2 separate regions of the Homo sapiens genome follow, and region 2 is linked to region 1. Evidence: read pairs that join two places in POLR2A ChIA-PET (ENCODE). Cell type or tissue: OCI-LY7. All regions are shown on one strand. Links, peaks and the distances in the headings refer to the core of each region. The heading gives the core; the rest is flanking DNA.

Region 1 (7,632 bases), core at 504-4,503:
ATGTGATTGGCAACTGCAGACTAAAAAACATAGATACAATTCTGGACTTTTGGCCCTGTGCGATGGTCTGGTGTGCTGCATTTAAAATGCTTATTCAGGACCAGTTCTTTATTGCTCCATGACCATAGTGAATAGAACAAATCGCAGAACCCCACCATGGAGCTCAATCCTGTTAGTCACTTTTGTCACCTCCACATCTCCTTCTCACTGGTGATAACATGCCTCATGTACTCCACTTGTTCCCACCTTATGATTAAGCCAAGCTCAGCCTGCCACCAGCATGCTCTGCAAGGCTGAAGAGTCATCCTGAAGACCCCTAAAGGTCAGTGGGAAAAGGATGGCTGGAGAGACATTACAATTAGCTGTGTAATTGTTTCTGTGAAATTATTTCACTTATGTTTACTTTAGACTAACAGGAAATTAAGAGTCCTAAATCTACCCCTATGCCAAATCATTCCAAGTAGATAATTTTACGTGCATCTCAAGGGTTAGCACCCTAAGGCATGCTTGTGGGGCATTAGAAAATGAGATTTTTTTTTTTTTAAAGCAGAGCCTCCTAAGAACATCAAAGTTGGTCCTAGCAAAATATATAAAGTCCCTAAAGCAACTTATACTTGAAACTTTTTTTTTTTTTTTTTTTAGAGGGGGGCCTCATTCTGTTGCTTGTGCTGGAATACATTGGTACAATCATAGCTCACTGTTACCTCTTGGGCTCAAGGGATCCTTCCACCTCAGCCTCCCTAGTAGCTAGAACTACAGGTGTGCACAACCACGCCCGGCTAATTCTTAAATTTTGTTTTTGTAGAGACAGGATCTCACTGTGTTGCCCAAGATGGTCTCAAACTCCTGGCCCCAAGCAATCCTCCTGCCTTGGCCTCCTCAAATGCTGAGATTACAGGCCTGAGCTACTGTGCCCAGCCTAAACTTTCCCACTTCTCTCTGTGGCTTCTTTCCAACCTCTCTCCTTCCTCTCCCCAAGTCCTGTTTCTTTGAAGCTGGTAACTGAATTTAAGATGATATCTGGTTGGTGTTTAAGGTTTGAGCCTCCCAAGGTTCTGTGCATTTTGAAAGGAGATTTCTAAAAATAATTAAGGTGCCCTAACTCCTTTCCTCATGATTCCTACTCCGAAACCTGGATGGTTAGGAGCCCAGGGCTCCCTGATTTCCAGAGCTATATCCTGTTGGACCTTTGCCAACAGACCTGACACTTAGGGGTTATTGTTATAAATCTAATTCTCTAATATTTTTTACATGTTGTTTCACTTTGAATAAGCAAATGAAGAATCAGTTTTCTAATATGACTTTATCCTCAAGCTAGAGACACTAGCCTATTTGGTAAATCACACATTACTTAGGTATATTTATTACTATAACCAGGTTGGAGCTTCCATGTTTAAGCTGGGTATATGATGGGTTTTTGTTAAAATGTGCCTTAAAAAGCCTATTACTTCAAGAGCAAATGATTCTTTGGGGGAAAGGCAAAAATAATTCTATGACATAGGGCCCAAGTTCATGGTAGTAAGTGTACTCTTTGATTAATCACACGCTAATATAGATTACTGCCTCTAACTTTGTAAGTGTGGCAATGACTTCTTAATTAAAGAAAGATGCAGGAGTTATGTCTAAGCGTTCAGTTTTTCAAATCTGTGTTATTGGAAATGTCTTCAAGTCATTTTGCATTGTATTTTTGATATGAGAGGCAGCTTATTGCGATGTGTATGGCCATGTTTCATTCTCAAATTTAATTCTATAAATACAAATCCTAAATACATGGCTACAGCAACTGCACTGGAACATTTTTGCTTGGTTTTAGGGATTGAGAACTTGCCTTGCAGGTTTCCTTCCTCAAAAGGAGCAGGGCAGTCCTTTCCCTGTTGAGTCAATTAGAATTTTTACATAGAGGTGAGACTGTGAATTATTTTGGTTATTTTCAGTGATGTAGATTAGTGTGAATGACCAGGGTGGAATGTTTTTGAAGGAATATAAAGCAAAAACTGGTTGACATTCACAAACTGTTCTTTTGTGAACATATTTTGGACCCTTAAATATGACTAAAATCACAGCAATATTGTTACATACGGGTTATATGCCAACTCTGTTTGAAATATACTCTGGAAAAACAGCTGAATTGTCTTGGTTATTAAAGTATGGTATGTATTCAACTTGTACAGACTGGATGTAATTTGTAATCAGGTATAGTCCATGTTTTACTTTAAGCAGTACATCACTTAATAACCATTGTTAAGCCATTGCTTTCAAGAATGTTAACTGCCAATTTAAAAGCATGTGTCCTAGGTTCATGCTTTGGTAAAGCTCTCATTTCAAGTGTATTCATAGCTAAGCTTTCTGGGAGCAGAATTGTCTCTTTGGTGAAAAGGAAGTACAGCCTTTCCTGTTTCTGAGGTTGCTTACCATACATGTATGTCACTGTTTCATTGGCCCTGTTACATCCATTTGGTAAAATTTATTTGTCCTGATTAACCAGCTCTCATTTTATGGAAATGATGATAAATCTCACTACTTAAATTTAATTTATGCTTTTATTTTTAAACTCTCTTACATCTCCACATTTTTGATGGGTACATGCCAGTTAGGGCTGTAGAACTGTTACTTCAGTAAACTTCAGATATTAACTCTTGCTGCTGTGGCCCTAATCCCCTAGTCATATGGAAATCCTTTTCCTAACAGTTTACCTTATCATTCTTAACTTTGCTTAGTAAGATTCCATCCTACAATGACCTTTTTCAGATCCCCTAGGAGTTCTCAGAGAGGGGCTAGCATTAGATGTTATATCTCAAATATGAAATCCTGTTCCTGGTTGGAAAACCTGATCTGAAATAATTATTTCCAAGATTTTCCATCAGTAGTGATGTTGAGCTTAAGAGAAAGAAAATTTTGTCTTCAACAGAAGTATTTAGTAATAACAGATACTGATTGAGTACACACAATATGCCGCAGGCACTGCTCTGAAGTACTTTTGCATAACTAAAATTCATAAATCCAAGAGGTAAGTACTGTTACCATTTCTATTTTTCAGATGAGGCAACCAAGGTCAAAAAGATGAAATAATAACTTGCTCAAGATCATATAGCTAGTAAGCCCACTTTCCCAACTACAACTATAAGCAGCTTCACCAAATGTTTTAAAAAAAATACCTTCCTTTCACAAATATGAAGAGGGGCACTTAGAGGATTTGTCTGGTGGACTAAGACTATGGGGTGTGCCATGCCATTTGAGGATGCAAAAGGAGGGCGGTATTCAGGAGAGTGTGTCAGAGCCCACCAGATACATTGGAGTTTATCCACCTAAACTACTAATTACTACATGGGCATGAATGCTGGCATATTGAGAAGTACCTATTCTTACATGAGCTCCCCTGGCATATTTATAGAACCAATAGGAGCAGTCTTCTAAATGTACTTCACCCAGAGAAGAAAGTCAAAGATCATGCATTTTTATTCCTAACCCATTAAATAACTCTAATGCTGAAGATGGTATTAAGTGTCTAAATATCTAAAGAAAATATAAATACCTTTTATAGCCATTTGGTTTTCTAATAGGCAATAGTATATTTCAAGCTCAGAAATCTAAGAATAAGCCTTTGGTCTTAACTGTATTCAACTTTTTACCTTGAGATTTCAATATATGTAAAAAAAATAAAATACTGATCTGGAATAAAATCCAAAAAGGTATATTTCCATCCTAATTCTTTTTTGACCTTCAGATCTATATCTTAAATTGCAACTAGCATGCTTTTGCTAGAATCTTCTATAGGTGAAAAGCCTCAAATCTAATATGTCTAAAATTGGCTTCCTTCTTGCTAAATCACCTATGATGGTGTGACTTTCCTCCCTGTGCTTCTGCCAGACACTTGGGCCTCATTCTTGACTCTTCCCTCCCCTCCTGTTCACCTGCAGTCAGTCACTCGGTTCTTTCAGCTCAGCCTTACAAAGGTCTATTGAATCTGTTCTCTCCATCTCCTCTGCCATTATCTTGGTTTAGACCACCATCTCCTTTTTACTTGGATTTCAGTATTTTTTTTTTTTTTTTGAGAGACAGTCTCATTATGTTGCCCATGCTGGAGTGCAGTGGCATGATCCCAGCATACCATAACCTCAAACTCCTAGGCCCAAGTGATTCTCCTGCTTCAGCCTCCCAAGTAGCTAGGACTACAGGTGTGCACCACCACACCTGGCTAATTTTTGTTTGTTTTTTTGTAGAGATGGAATGTCGCTATGTTGCCCAGGCTGGTCTCAAACTCCTGGGCTCAAGTGATCCTCCCATCTTGGGCTCCCAAAGTGCTTGGATTATAGACATGAGCAACTGCATCGGACCTTTCAGTAGCTATTTAACCAGTGTCTCTCTACCCCATTCATCCATCCATCCATCCATCCATCCATCCATCCATCCATCCATCCATCCATCCATCCTTCATACAGACCCCGAGTGGCCTCTCTCAACCACCACAATTCTGACCTTCCTTGCTTCCTGACCTTCTTAAGCTTCCTTGCTTAACACCCTCCAGGTCTGAAGCTCTCCATGACTCCTAGATATCAGCCCAAACTCCTTAGCAGAGTTCACAAGACCCTGCTCCCTGGCCTTGCTGCATCTCCGGACTTGGTTTATTCTCCCTCAATGTGTTGAGGACAAGCATGACCAAAAGAGTGTGGGGTAAATAAAAGGAGCCATGAGTTTTGATTCTTTTGTCAATAATGATTGCTAAATCTCCTATGATGGTGTGACTTTCTGAGGGAAATTAACAATGTTCTTTTATCCAACAGATATTTATAGGGTTCCAATTATATTCCAGACTCTGTGCTAGAGAAATGGCTAAAAGGCAGATACTGGAGATGAAAGGATTTTAATATCTAAAAATAATGAAAAATAAACTAATTTTTGATAGGTCCTTATAGATGTCAGTTTTTAGAACTGCAGTTGTGTAGGACTTTACCACTGTGCGCAGCAGAGACCATGGATAATAACTAGCATCCAAGAAATTGAGTTGTTCAACCAATAGATCAATAGCTATATTTACTATTAATTTAATGTAAGACTAAATAGAAGAAGTAGGCTGTAAATTCGAAATGTTTATTGACATGTAGTGCTTTTCCTTGTAATTAAGAGGTGAATTATCTTAAAAGTAGGAAGTTTTAAATGTTATTTTAATATTCATACTTTTCCAGCTTAATACATGTATGACATCAATATCACTTCCAGAATTGGATTTAATAAAAAGTTTATTTGGCCGGGCGCGGTGGCTCACATCTGTAATCCCAGCACTTTGGGAGGCTGAGGTGGGCGGACCATGAGGTCAGGAGTTCAAGACCATCCTGGCCAACATAGTGAAACCCTGTCTCTACTAAAAATACACAAAATTAGCCCAGTGTGGTGGTGTGCGCCTGTAATCCCAGCTACTCAGGAGGGTGAGGCGGGAGAATCGTGTGAGCCCAGGAGGCAGAGGTTGCAGTGAGCCAATATCGCACCATTGCACTCCAGCCCAGGCGACAGTGCGAGACTCCATCTCAACAAACAAACAAACAAAAGTTTATTTTACTTTTCTACCCTTTTCAATCTGTTCGTACCAGGGAACTATTTATAAGAGTGTCGCCTAAGAATGTTTATATTCTCTTAACATGTCATCAGGAACAGTAGAATATGTGAGAAAAATCTGATGGTAAATGCAAAACTCTTTCACATCATTCAGAATTTTGAAAGGCTGGGTGATTTTAAAATGTGTCATACTTGTCCTAGAGGTCCTCAAAAGACCTACTTTTATCATAAATTACAGTTAAGTTCAGGCAGTGATCTTATTTCAGTTGTATCATCAGTATTTTGCAATAGTCCTGGGAAAGTGAAAATATAAGCTCTAGTAGTCTCGTTCATGATTTTAAGATACCAATTTGAAGTATCATATTATTCCAAGAAACAACTTAATTCCAGGATTTAAAAAAAAATCCAAAACAATATTGTTAGAACAGTGCAACAAATATTTACAAGTCAATAGTCTTTTCTTTGTAGAATATTACATTTATGGTTTCAATAAATGATTTAGCAGTTAAAGCTGAGATGAAGTGTGGTTCTCATATTCAATCTTGAAAAACTAAACCATCTTTAAAAAGTAGAACGTCCATGTGAACTCATGCCTGAAGCCATGTTTGAACGCTAGATAAAATTGCCCTGGGACAGAACTGTAGTTCACCTTTATGAAATCAATTTTAAACTTGTTATTGTGAGCCACAATAAATACAGTTCACATTGCAAACTATCACACACTCATACAAATGTTACTAAAAAAAACTTACCAAGTTATATCCTCTCTACATGCAATGCATTCTGGTATTTTCTCTTTCATTTGCTTTTTTTAAAAAGATCTCACAATCCACTAATGAGTCACAACCTGTGGTTTGTAAAGTAGTGTTAGAATGAACCCATTGGCCACATCAGAAATATCTAAGGATTTTCTTTCCAACCTAAAATCTTTTCCTTCTCTGTTAATTAAGAGATCTTAACAAATGGGAAATTCTGAGTAAGTTCCTGAATTTTTCTTTCATTTGATCATGGCCTTCTAGTGTTTACTAAAGTGGTTTTTCTTTTCACTGCCATCCTTGGGTATTTTTGTATGCTGGGTTGTATTACGGGTGAAGGGTTGATGGGGTTGTAGGCCTGAGAGGATCATTTTTATTACAGACTCTATCCTTGACTATAATATGATAGCGTTACATGGAGTTTAGTGACTCATGAGCTCATGTCTGACTCCTAAGGGGTCCTTTGTTAATTCAGATGACATTGGTCTTATCCGTTATCAAGAATCCATGAGTTTGGCTGGGTGTGGTGGTTCATGCCTGTAATCCTAGCACTTTGGGAGGCCGAGGCGGGTGGATCACAAAGTCAGGAGTTCAAGACCAGCCTGACCAACATGGTGAAACCCCGTCTCTACTAAAAATACAAAAATTAGCCAGGAGTGGTGGCACGCACCTATAATCCCAGCTACTCAGGAGGTTGAGGCAGGAGATTCGCTTGAACCCGGGAAGCAGAGGTTGCAGTGAGCCGAGATCGCGCCACTGGGCGCCAGCCTGGGCAACAGAGCGAGACTCCGTCTCAAAAAAAAAAAAAAAAAAAAAAAGAATCCATGAGTTTGCCCTTTTGTGCTATTTTGAAAGGGAGCTGATCCAGTGACTACACTCAGGAGGGTGGGGGCATTAACTGGTGTCCAGCTGCCTGAGACCTTGACCATCTTGCTTCCTCAATCTTTCCTAATAAGCTCCTGGGGCCAGCAGGGTTATTCTATTCTTCCAAAATTGAGAGTCATGAAACCAATCCCCCTCTCATGAAAGGCCAACTATGATAGAGCAATTTAAACCTCAGTCCCATGCTAACCCTCATCACCACGTGGAGAATTCCATTCCTACAAGCTGCTTTTGTTTGCCTTCTGCTTTCATTATTGCCTAAGTCCCTAAGAGGGCTGCTACTCAGTTTTCTCCCCTCTGGCTTTGCAGAGAGCTAAGCCCCATAGTACTCAACTTTCCTCACCTAGATAGCCAATAACTTGGAACTAATTCTGGCCTTCTCCCAGACTGCTTATAAGGTGGCCTTGGTAATTAGGCTTTTGTTTCTTTTCCCTGGGAAGCAGTG
Region 2 (7,632 bases), core at 2,481-6,480, 420 kb before region 1:
ATCAGTAGGGGGTGTGTCCCCTTCCCCCTACTAAACACTGAGTGTGCTCTGTCTTTGGCTGGGTTCTATGTACCAGGTGTGAGCTAAATTTAGTTTGTTAAATTGCTGCTTCATTTTTGGAAGTTAAAAAGAAATTCATCTTGGGCTTTTCCCCTGATATTCCCACTGTTCTTGTTTTTATTTTTTGTTAATTTTTTAAATTGTAGAGACGGGGTCTCACTATGTTGTCTGTGCTGATCTGGAACTCCTGGACTCAAGGGATCATGCCACCTCAGTCTCCCAAAGTGTTGGGATTACAGGCGTGAGCCACTGCACCCAGCCTGTCCCTGTTTAATATGAAATTAGAAACTAATGGTTCCTGTGTGATGCCTTTAACTTGCGCGGAGCTGTTCCGTATATCTTCTTGTTTGCTTGCTGCAAAAACTGTGTGAAGTTCTGTAGCACATGTTACGATCCTATGTTGATGTAATTCAAAGGCAGAATTACTTGCTGGAGACCCTTGGACTGCTCTGTGGCAAAGACAGGCCTAGGTCTAGAGATGACTCCCAGCAGCCTCTTCTTTCAGAACTATCTCATTGTAGAGAGTCCAGTATCTAGTGAACTTCCTCTCTCCCATATGCAACAAGCTTCTTTCCACGAATGGCTTGAGACCATACTTGAACAGGCTTGCAGATCATAAGTCTGGCACTAGTGGGAGCCAGTCTCTTTTTCCATAGCAGTCTTCAGTCAGTTGTCACTTTGTCTGATGGTCAGGCTGTAGTGCAAGTGCAGTGGCAGAACCTCGGCTCACTGCAACCTCCCCCCTCCCAGGTTCAAGTGATTCTTCTGCCTCAGCCTCCTGAGTAGCTGGGATTACAGGTGCCTGCCACCATGCCTGGCTAATTTTTTGTATTTTTAGTAGAGACGGAATTTCACTATGTTGGCCAGCCTGGTCTCGAATGCCTGACCTCGTGACCCCCTGCCTCAGCGTGAGCCACTACACCCAGGCCACCCACTTTTCTTCTTGGAATAAGTTCTGGGTCATTTCTTGAACCCATCAGTTGGGTTCTGGTCAGTAGTAGTAAAAAAAAAAAAAAATTAAAATGTAATATACATATAGGAAAATGCACATTGTCATAAGTGTAGTCAGTGATTATTCATAAACTTCATATAAATAACACCAAACACCCAGTACTTCCAAAGCTCTTTGTGTTTTTTTCTAGTTGTGAAGACCCGTCCCCTTCCCTCCTCCCTCTTTACCCCCCACGTATCCTGTAACCAGTATCCCAACCTAGATTATGTTTAGGGCATTAGGATTTTAACATAGGGAAGGATTCTGGTTAGAATGGACCTGCTGTTGTTTAGCAGTGGGGACCCTGGGGCCAAAGCGCAGGGTAGAGTTGCGGTGCAGCCTGCCTGCTAAATTTATGAGAGGACAACCCTGAGGAAAGTTCAAGAGCTTCCAGCTCTGAATTTCTCATTTAATCCTCACGTATTTTTAGGGAACCAGCCATATTTGAGAACTTACTACCCCTTTAAGGTTATAAATCATTCCCCTTTTCCCCCATGTATATTGGATGCATTGTTATTATTAAACACATTTAAGGCCAGGCGCAGTGGCTCACGCTTGTAATCCCAGCACTTTGGGAGGCCGAGGCGGGCAGATCACGAGGTCAGGAGATCGAGACCATCCTGGCTAACATGGTGAAACCCCGTCTCTACTAAAAATACAAAAAAATTAGCCGGGCTTGGTGGCAGGCACCTGTAGTCCCAGCTACTCGGGAGGCTGAGGCAGGAGAATGGCTTGAACCCGGGAGGCGGAGCTTTCAGTGAGCCGAGATCGTGCCACTGCACTCCAGAGTGAGACTCTGTCTCAAAAAAAAAAAAAAAAAAAAAATTAAAAGTTTTGATACAACATTTACCATGTTAACATTTTTTACTTTACACGTTAGTTCACATTTTTTGTAGAGACAGAGTCTCACTATGTTGCCCAGCCTAGTCTTGAACTCTTAACCTCAAGCCATCCTCCCTCCTCAGCCTCCCAAAGTGCTGGGATTACAGGTGTAAGCCACCACATCTGACTGAGAATGTTTTTGTCTTACAAAGCTGAAATTCTTTCTCATTAAACTTACTGGGTGTGTTTTAATATTCTTTTTTACTTTTTGTTACAGAAAATGTCGCACATATTCCAAAGTAGAAAGAATGGTATAGTGAATACCCATGGACCTGATAGACCTGGGTATTCAATAATTATCAATTACATTTCATTTATATTTCTGCATGACTACCTCACATTATATTACTTAGAAGCAAATACCAGGCATCATAGTATTTTATATGAAAATATTTCAGTATATATCTCTAAAGGAGGCAAACTTTAAAAATCCCTGCTATTGTTATTATACCTAAAAAAAAATTACAACATAAGATATCCTCTCAGTGTCCATATTTCCCTGATTGTCTTCTAAATGTATTGTGTATATTTGTGATCTTAGATGGGAAATCCTAGAATATGGGGAAAGGAATAAAAGAAAAATCCAACAGTAATAGATGAGGTTTGCTCTTCCCTACCTTTGTGCATCAGCTTTTTTGGCTACTTAAACTTTGGAAGATTTTCTTACATTTGCCAACAAATTCTGATTCCCTACTTCCCATGGAATACCCCCACCATCCCTCACCCCCAATAAAAATGGAAAGAAAAAAAAATCAGATCCTTGCTTTATTTTTATTTTTATTTATTTATTTATTTTGAGGCGGAGTTTCACTCTTGTTGCCCAGCTGGAGTGCAGTGGCACGATCTTGGCCCACTGCAACCTCCGCCTTCTGGGTTCAAGTGATTCTTCAGCCTTAGCTTCCCGAGTAGCTGGGATTACAGGCATATGCCACCATGTCCAGCTAATGTTTTTGTAATTTCAGTAGAGATGGTGTTTCACCACGTTGGCCAGGCTGGTCTCGAACTCCTGACTTCAGGTGATCCACCTGCCTTGGCTTCACAAAGTGCTGGTATTACAGGCTTGAGCCACCACACCTGGCCCTTTGCTTTATTTTTAAAAATTTATTTATTTTTCTAGAGTCGGGGTCTCTGTGTCACCCAGGCTGGAGTGCAGTGGTGTGATCATGGCTTACTATCCTTGAACTCCTGGGATGAAATGATACTGCCACCTCAGCACTTCCAGTAGCTGAGACTATGGGCATGGGCCACAATGCCCATGAGATCTTTAGATGACATACCTGTTGTTATTATAGTTTTGGTACTACTAATTTACTTACAGAGGTTTGTGTAAGGTTAGTAGAAGGCTTACTGTGGAAATTAACTTCGGTTCCTTGGGGGAAGAACTCTTCTTGACATGGCTTTTGTCTTGCCTCTTTAGGGTGGTAATAGGAGTTCTTCACGTGAACAGGAGCTGGCCCTTAGGTCTTATGTGCTGGTTGAGTCTGTCTGCAAAAGTCTTCAGACCCTGGCTATGGCGGTTGCTTCTCAGAATGCTGTGTTGTTGGAAGGACCAATAGGATGTGGCAAAACTTCCTTAGTTGAATATTTAGCTGCAGTGACAGGTAGAACAAAGCCTCCTCAGCTTCTCAAAGTCCAGCTTGGAGATCAGACTGACAGTAAGGTAATAAGGAAATGTTAAGTTTTGGTGGCTTGTCATGCTTGTAAATATTTGCATTAAAATATTGCTTTTGCTAAGGGAATATAACAATAGTTATTGGTCTTGCTTATAACTGTTGGGGCCAACCTATGTAAACCTCAAGTGCCTACTTACTTACACCTACCTATAGAAGATTAACAGTTAATCAAAGGATGTAGCATTGCCACTACAGGTATGGTTTTTCAGTAATTACTTTATCTTCTTTCTGCAGATGCTTTTGGGGATGTATCGCTGCACAGATGTTCCTGGAGAGTTTGTGTGGCAGCCTGGCACCCTGACACAGGCAGCCACAATGGGCCACTGGATCCTTCTGGAGGATATTGACTATGCCCCCTTAGACGTGGTATGTCATCTCAGGAAATTCATTGTCCCTTAATATATTTTCCTGTCTTGGAAAAGCATTTTGTTAATAGTGATTCTGGTGATGATTTAAACAAAAATGTATTTGATTAGACGTACTATGTTGCAGGTACTTCATGGTTACTTACCTGATCTGATTTGCGGTCCTGAATTACTTGACTGGTTTCTTGTTTGATAGAGATTTTCTATAAAATTTTGGTTGTGCTGTTTCCTATAGTAGTTGAATATGTGACCAGTTTCATAGTAGTATTTTCCTCCCTTAATTGAATATGAGATCAACATTTTCCAAGAACAGGTCTGGTTTGGAACATCTCAGCCATGTTACATGTACATTGAGAACTTTGAGATCCTGCTTCTTAGTGGTGGCAGCTACAGAGGAGTGGGCTGAGGACAGGTGAAGGAGGAGATGATGTAATAAGAGTGTGCTTGCCTTTGTTTAGTTAAGAAAAATATGCTGGATTTGTATTTTGGTTTGTAAAAAGACCACTTCTGTGTGTAAGAAATTAGCCATTGAGACAATCCATGTTGCCTTTGTATTCTGAAAAGTGACAAAAAATGTATTGCAGGATGAAATATTCTTCCTTTGGACAGAGTTTTCCCGAGATTGGTTTTAATTTTCTTTTTCTTTTTTTTTTTTGTGAGACAGAGTCTTGCTCTGTTGACCCGGCTGGAGTGCAGTAGCACGATCTCGGCTCACTGCAGCCTCCGTCTCCCGGGCTCCAGCAATTCTCCTGCCTCAGCCTCCTGAGTAGCTGGGATTACAGGCATGTGCCACCATGGCCGGCTAATTTTTGTATTTTTAGTAGAGACGGGGTTTCACCATGTTGGCCAGGCTGGTCACGAACTCCTGACCTCGTGATCTGCCTGCCTCAGCCTCCCAAAGTGCTGGGATTACAGGCGTGAGCCACCGCGCCCGGCCTTCCTTACCTCTTTATTCTGTTCTTATCCCATTGTCTTAGCACTGGCTTATTTTGTCTACCTATCTCTCTTGCCTTTGTTACCTGAATAGTGTCCTTTTTGGCCGTTTTTCCTCTAGTCTAGCTCCTTTCCAAATTGCTACACAGTTGATTTTCTAAAATAAAAAATGGAATTATTTCTTTTCTTCTCAGCCTAAAAGCCTCTCGATAACTCTTATGAAAAAGTTCAAAGCCCTTAGCTCAGCACAGGAGGCCTTTTATTACTTACCTCTAAGCCTTACATCTTTCTGCTGCTTCTTACTGCACATTCTACCCTACACATAACAGAATTCTTGTGCCATGGCTTTTAGGTTTATCAGTTTTTTAAAAATACACTTGCATACTTCTGCCTGAAGTGTATGTACCATTTCTGTTTCACCAAACCTGGTTAATTTCTGCTCATTCTTCTTTAAGGTTTAGCAAATGTCACTACCTCTGGGAAGACTTCACTGCCCTGCTTCTAAATCATTCTATCCTGATTCAGAACCCCCTGTATCTTTATATATGACTTTGTATACTCCTGGGGTACACTGATTATGCTGTGTGGGAATTTGCATGCCTGCCCTCTCCCATCAGCCTCTAGGCTCTAAAGCCTTGGTCCTGTCTGTATTCTTGTGTCTTGCTTGGTTGTGATCCACAGGAGGCACTCGTGAATGTCGAGTGTGTAAATTGTGCTGGAGTGTAGGTGATTCAGACGTTCCCACCTGCATACTGACCCCAGTTTGGACTATGAGAGCTGACGTTTCCTTTAAGGGTGTGTCTGTCATTTTGAGAGAGGGTTGTTTTGTTTTGATTATTTCTGTCTTAATAGCTTTACTTTATCAGTGCGGTTGTTGTTATCTGATTTAGGTTTCTGTGCTGATCCCTCTCTTGGAGAATGGAGAGCTCTTGATTCCTGGCCGAGGTGACTGTCTGAAAGTGGCACCTGGATTTCAGTTTTTTGCAACCAGGAGGTATGTACTAGTAACCTTTCTGTTTTCACTCTGGAGCCACTTACTCGTAAGTCTGCATGCTGAGCCAGAGGTCCTGTAATAGAGTTCTCTGGGTCTACTTCAAGCAAGGTTAGTTGGAAGTGATAACAGGTCTAACCTTCTCATTCCTGATTATTTTTAATGAAGATAATTTATAAAATAAGAGGTCCCCCCCCCGACTTAAAAATAAGTAACCAGTTTAAAACACTTCACCTTATTTCATGTTTTAAAAAATAATCAGAGGTGAGGTTATTGTTAGATAGCCCAGGGTTTGAGTCCTGACACTGCTACTTAGTACCTATGTATACCTTGGCTGGTTATGATGGGGTTAATAATACCTTCTTCAAATGGTGGCTGTAAAGAATAAGTGAAATGACTTGTACTAAAGACCTGTCACAATAAATGCCCAGTTAATGGCTAGCCATGATGGTGATAATGATAGGTAGATTTCAGGCAATTGAAAAATTAATTGGATATAAGCATGAACAAAGGCACAAAAACTGAGCGTGCTTAGTATATATTCCTGCCTACATTTTAAAATTACCTGAAGGCAGTGGTTTATTTCTTACTGCTAGTCTATACCTGCACAGCTTCTTCAATGTCTTTAAATGCCCATGAGTGAAACTAACATCATTCTATAGTTAATGATTATATTAGTGTTTACCTCAGTTAACATTGACTTCTGCATGGAGTGTGGAGCTAACCCGATAGTATTCAAGGAATACCTCCCTAGACCCAATTACTCTTTTTTTTTTTTTCTTGAAATGGGGTCTCACTGTGTTGCCCAAGCTGGTCTTGAACTTCTGTACTCAAGCAGTCTTCCCAGCACAGCCTCCCAAGTAGCTGAGACTACAGGCACATGCCACTGTGCCCAGCTGACCCTGTTACTTTTTTTTTTTTTTTTTTTTTTTGAGATGGAGTCTCATTCTGTCACCCAGGCTGGAGTGCAGTGGTGTGATCTTGGCTCACTGCAACCTCCACCTCCTGGGTTCAAGCGATTCTCCTACCTCAGCCTGCCAGGTAGCTGGGATTACAGGCACCTGCCACCACACGGGCTAATTTTTGTATTTTTAGTAGAGACGGGGTTTCACCATGTTGGCCAGGCTGGTCTTGATCTCCTGACCTCATGATCCTCCGCCTTGGCCTCCTGATGTGCTGGGATTACAGGCGTGAGCCACCGTGCCCGGCCCAATCCTGTTACTTTTGTTTTAAACATTTATTTATTTTTTAGAGACAGTGTTTTGCTTTGTACCCAGGCTGGAATGCAGTGGCTTGATCGTAGCTTACTGTAACCACAAACTCCTGGGCTCAAGTGATCCTCCTGCCTCAGCCTCTTGAGTAGCTAGGACTACAGGGGTACACCACCATGCCTGGCTAAAAACAAATTTTTTTTATTATTATTATTATTTTAGAGATGGAATCTTGCTGCATTGCCCAGGTTGGTCTTGAACTCCTGGACTCGAGCAGTCCTCCCACTGTGGCCTCCTAAGTGTTGGAATGACAGGCATGAGCCACTGTACCTGGCACTGTTAGTTTTGATAGACCTTGATTTTTTATTTTATTTAATTAATTTTTTTTGAGACCGAGTCTCACTCTGTCATCCAAGCTGGAGTGCAGTGGCATGATTTGGCTCACTGCAACCTCTGCCTCCCGGGTTCAAGCGATTCTCGTGCCTCAGTCTCCCAGGTATCTGGGACTACAGGCACGCACCACGCC

What was found. Peaks named below come from ENCODE experiments on the same cell type or tissue, not always from the same donor. Only the 100,000 strongest peaks of a DNase experiment are listed, where the experiment ranks them.
Region 2: POLR2A ChIA-PET joins it to region 1 with 7 read pairs; 2 of 35 experiments call an interaction of 5 or more read pairs at or near these places.

Annotation. Positions count from the first base shown.
Region 1 is chr6:89,359,534-89,367,165 of GRCh38, reverse strand. RRAGD (Ras related GTP binding D) reads left to right here. Exons shown (of 7, transcript NM_021244.5): 7 at 1-2,550. Among named protein-coding and RNA genes, the nearest start is that of UBE2J1, 11 kb to the right of the region's middle. In OCI-LY7, for the core only: no CTCF peak of the experiment used is centred there; a DNase peak (open chromatin) is centred at 2,375; H3K27ac peaks cover 1,672 bases.
Region 2 is chr6:89,786,120-89,793,751 of GRCh38, reverse strand. It overlaps MDN1 (midasin AAA ATPase 1), which reads left to right. Exons shown (of 102, transcript NM_014611.3): 6 at 3,351-3,593; 7 at 3,841-3,972; 8 at 5,795-5,898. Among named protein-coding and RNA genes, the nearest start is that of MDN1, 30 kb to the left of the region's middle. In OCI-LY7, for the core only: no CTCF peak of the experiment used is centred there; no DNase peak of the experiment used is centred there.